Regions from separate parts of the Mus musculus genome. Here region 1 is linked to region 2. The links are chromatin loops, found by intact Hi-C in ENCODE. Cell type or tissue: heart. All regions are shown on one strand.

The links. Hi-C counts contacts between places; a loop is a spot of excess contacts. Peaks named below come from ENCODE experiments on the same cell type or tissue, not always from the same donor. Only the 100,000 strongest peaks of a DNase experiment are listed, where the experiment ranks them.
Region 1: it touches region 2 in a loop (3-fold over the local background); 15 of 42 quality-filtered maps call a loop at or near these places.

The regions. Positions count from the first base shown.
Region 1 is chr14:73,253,335-73,255,834 of GRCm38, forward strand. All of the region lies in intron 17 of Rb1 (RB transcriptional corepressor 1), which reads right to left. Among named protein-coding and RNA genes, the nearest start is that of Lpar6, 17 kb to the left of the region's middle. In heart, a CTCF peak has its summit at 1,367; no DNase peak of the experiment used is centred here; H3K27ac peaks cover 272 bases.
Region 2 is chr14:73,115,531-73,118,030 of GRCm38, forward strand. No RefSeq gene overlaps it. Among named protein-coding and RNA genes, the nearest start is that of Gm35388, 14 kb to the left of the region's middle. In heart, CTCF peaks have their summits at 1,540 (motif pointing right) and 2,295 (motif pointing left); a DNase peak (open chromatin) is centred at 1,561.

The DNA.
Region 1 (2,500 bases), 140 kb after region 2:
TTTTAAGAAAAAAAAATCACATGGTAGAAAAAAATCACATTCCAGTCCCCTGGTTCTTGTGTAACTGTCAACATGGCCTGCGCTGTGTCATTGTCCTAACCCACAGTTTTAAAAGTTACTAAGTCAAGTAATCATTATCTCACAATTCAATTGTTTTCCTGTAAGGCACAATTCTTTGTAAACTGTAACTTAAAAAGAAAAAAAAAAAAAAAAAGCCAGCGTATTGTTTCACAGCCAATAGCACAGGCAGGCACGCAACCTTTGTGCCCAGTGCACCAGAGGTTAATGATTCACCACGGAACCAGACAATACAGGTTCTTTCTTTGGCTCCTTCCTTGGCTTTTACAGAGCCACAGGCTTTTCTCCCTTTTGTGTTCACTTCCTGTCAACACTGACTTTTCAAAAGATACCAAAACATCTCAAAAATCTGTTTGTGAGTTTGCTACCAAATCAGGACTCAAACAGGCTGAGTCACTTACTACCATAGTACTGGTGTATAATACTGTGCTTCATGTAATATCTGGGGAAAGAACTGACAAGAAAAATGTTTAACCTTTATATGTAAGAGTATAGTGATCAAAACTAATGTATAAGAACATAGTAATCAAATTAGCTGCATAAGCAAACTCCCTTGTGTTTGGTGACTGAGTCAGCCACGTCTGTCAGTATTTACAGACACAACTTTCTTGTGGTTTTCTAGATAGTATTAAGAGGAAATAATGAACTACTAGCACTTCGGTGTCTCCACAGAGTCAGCTGTACTCCAGAACAGCCCCCACAGAAACACTGTCCTAAACAGTCCTCAGGGACTTCGACATCATAGTTATATGGATCTCACCAATCATGAAGCCTTTCACTTAGAAACTGACAGCCCTGCTGGAGAACAAGAACCAGATTTTGTGGTTTTAAACAACTACAAAACTGAAATAAATAAATAAATAAATAAATAAATAAATAAATAAATAAATCAAAACAAAACAAAACAAAACAAAACAAAACAAAAAAACAGTTCTCAAATGGTGAGCAGCAGGACAAAGGCCCACGAGAGTCCCATGAGACAGCATGCTGCAGCCCACTGCAGGGAAAGTATCCTAGCCGAAACACCGACAGACAATGATGGGAATGGAAACCCACTGGCTCCCAACAAACACAAGTCAACAGCACTGAGGGGACAGGATTCACACAACAGAGCTGAGCAGGTCTGTGGAGACCCACTTCAGCTGGGGCACAGCAGTCCACACCCATGAGATAACTCCCCAGGACTAAAGACGAAGAAGCCCTGGGGGAGCAGAGGCACTGCTGGAGTCCAAACTGCTTCCTACCTGCCACAGTAGACGAGCTTATGATCCATCTACAGGCAGCAGCAGGTAAAGTACTTACAAGATCACCTCTTGGATAGTGGGGGAAATTAGAAAAAGTTTCTGGAATCAGAAAGAAACAAACAAAAAAAGAAAAAAGAAGAGAAAAAGAAAAAGAAAAAGCTGGAGGGAGGGGAGGGAGTACAAAACAATTAAGCTACTTACAATTTAAATGTGTCCCAAAGCACAACTCAAGAATATTATTAAGAATATGAAAATATCCAGGAACCAGTAAGGCAAAATTCACAATATTTAACGTCTAGTAAAATATCACTGCCAGGCAGTGGTGGTGCACGCCTTTAATCCTAGCACTTGGGAGGCAGAGGCAGATGGATCTCTGAGTTTGAGGCCAGCCTGGTCTACAGAGTGAGTTCCAGGACAGCCAGGGCTACACAGAGAAACCCCGTCTCGAAAAACAAAACAAAAAACAAATCACCAAGAGGCAAAAAAACCAAGTGGCTGTTAGAAAGGAGAGAATCAGTCAATAGGAACACATCTAAAAAGAATAGACATTAGAGTAAGCAGTTAGATGATTAAAAAGTTATAAACACCTATGTTCCATGTGTCCAAGAAGGCAAAGGAGCATAAATCTGTTAAAGGGATATAAAAGGAATCTAAATAAAAATTTCTAGAGTTAAAAATATAGTGTCTAGTATGCACATAAAATTAAGAGCAGATTAAATACTTCAGAAGAAAAATACCAATAAGCTTGAAGGTACAGCTATAGAAACCTCTAAAATGAACTACCTCACACAAGCATCCTTTAAAAGAGGAGGAGGGGTGTGGCAACAGCCACAAGCAACTTAACATACACATAAAAGAGGGACCTCAAAAGAGAAGGCAGAGAGGTCAATACGAACACCCTAACCTGTGCTTAAGGGCCTGGCTGTCCAAGAGCGATACATCCTACACTTCCACACACCCAAAGCAGAGACAAGATAAAGGCATGCTATGGGAAAACGGATGAGAACCAACAATAGGGGGAAAATCTTACAGGGAGCCAGAAAGAGGAAATCTTCCCCAGCAGAGAAACACCACAGTGACTTCAGAAGGGAGGCAAACCCAGACAGTACAGCAGCTTGTTTAAACAGGAAAAGAAAGCTGTAACCTAGATTTCTTTGCTTAGTCAAATAGCTTCCAAG
Region 2 (2,500 bases):
TGCAGAAAAGTTATCTTAGAAATGCTTTAGGGCTGCAAAGATAGTTCAGTTGATAAAGTGCTTGCCTTGCAAACATGAGAATCTGAGTTCAATCAACCTCCCTCCCCAGGACCCACGTAAAACTCCAGTGCATGATGGTGTGGGTTTAATCCCAGCCATGGGAAGGAAGAAATGGACACATTCCAGGGGTTTGTTGGCTAGCCAGCCTGAAGGACTTGTTAAGTTCCTGGCCAGTGAGAGACCTTATGTCATTTTTAAAGAGAAAGGAAACAAAAGCAAAATAAGGTGAGTTGGGTATGGTTGGCACACACCCTTAATCCCAGCATTTGGAAGGCAGAGGTAGGTGGATCTCTGAGTTCCAAGCCAGGCTGATCTACAGATGAGTTTCGGGACAACCAGAGCTATACAGAGAAACCTGTCTCAAAAACAAAACAAAATAATAACAAAAACGGCAAAAATTTTAAAAAATTTAAAATTTAAAATAAACCTAAGGTGAGCAGCTGCCTGAGAACTAGTGGAAGCGTGACAGGTTTTCTGGTCTTCACATGCATGCATGCACATAAACTTGTACCTGCCACACACACACACACACACACACACACACGCACACGCACACACACACGCACACGCACACGCACACGCACACACACACATCTATGCATACACATGAAGAAAAGAAAATACTTTAAAAATCCCTTCTATATAAACACCGTTGGGGCTGGGGACCATATTTGAGCCACTACAAGAGAGACATAGTTGCATAAATGCCTATAATCTCAGCACTTAGGAGGCTGGGGCAGGATGTCTCCTGAGAGGCTCTGCCAGAGCAGATGTTTGCAGCCAACCATCAGACTAAGCACGGAGACCCCAATGGAGGATTAGGGGAAGGACTGAAGGAGCTGAAGGGGTTTGCAGCCCCATAGGAAGAACAACAATATTAACCAACCAGACACCCCCCCCAGCCCCCAAGATCTCCCAGGGACTAAACCACCAACCAAAGAATACACATGATGGGGCTCATGGCTCCAGCTGCATAAGTAGCAGAGGAAGGCCTTATCTTACATCGATGGGAGGGGAAGCCCTTGGTCCTGTGCAGGCTTAATGCCCTAGCATAAGGGGATGCTAGGGTGATGAAGTGGGAGTGGGTGGGTGAGCACCCTCATAGAAACAGGGGGACGGGGAGGGGATAGGGGGGTTTACAGAGGGGAAACCAGGAAGGGGGATAACATTTGAAATGTATATAAGTAAAATAACCAATTTTTTTTTTGTTTTTTACAAAAAGAAAGCTTAAGGCCAGTCTGGGCCATAAAGGAAACCCTGTCTAAAATGAAAATAAATTGAGAGAGATGAGGGAAAGAGGGAGAGAAGGGAAGACAGATAGAGGGAGAAGGAAGGGGAGATGGGAGCAGAGAAAAGCTTTTTAAAAGGTAGAGTCACAGAGAACAGTCCAGCATTTGCTCCCTTCCTGCAGTCATGTGTCTGAGCACTGATACTCCTCACTTGCGTGCCAGGGAGCTGCTTCAAAAATGAAACCAGAAGACTCTTAGCCTGCAGGTGGCTCTGGTAGCCAGAAACAGATGTACGTTCTACAAGGACAGAGAAGTAGGGCAGCATATTTTTTTTTCCAAAACAAAGACTGAGGAAACCACAGCTGCAGTTGGTGGGCAGGCGGCATCCTGGTTCTGAGTTTGCAGCGCCCGAAGGAGGAGTTTTGAGGCCAGAGGAGAGGCGGGGTCACCCAGGAGCCCCCGCATTGTCAAGATTTCAGAGACGTTTCTCAAAGATAAGCGCATTATTATTTTTTTCTAAAAGGAAATACATAAAACTTGGGGTTGAAATTAAAGACTAATGTTTTCTCCCACAATCACATTAATCTCTCTCTCTCTCTCTCTCTCTCTCTCTCTCTCTCTCTCTCTCTCTCTCTCTCAAAGTTGAAAATAAAGAACCATGGTGTTTTGATCTCTGTGCTGTATGCAATGGCAGACATATGCTGGCAAGTTTAAGATGCCTTTTCAGCTACAAATATTAATCACATAGCCGCCTGGCCATGATGGTGCTGGTCTGACGTTCCATAGCCTGGGAGGCTGAAACAGCAGGAATATAAATTCAAGGCCACCTGGATACAGAGCAGGTTACAGGGCAGCCTGAAGCACAAGAAACCTATCCCATTTTGGTGATATCTGCCTCACAGGAAACATAGAGAATTATGCCTTTATTATCTTGCCTTGTCCTGTGAGACAATAAATCCCATTCTCCAAAGACTTACACACATTGGATCCCTACTGCCTCCTTGTGGAATCCCATCAGATGTCCCTGGCTTTTCTAGATTGTCAGATCCCAAGATGGAAGCAGGAATCTGAACCCTGGGCTCCAGGCTTTGTCTGCCAGCACGTTGGAAAAGCAGGGAGCCAGATCCCAGCCCAGACTTCACAAATCCGAACGCTGCATTTATGAACCCCTAGTCTTCACTGTCCTGATGGATTTGAGATAGGTCACCAAC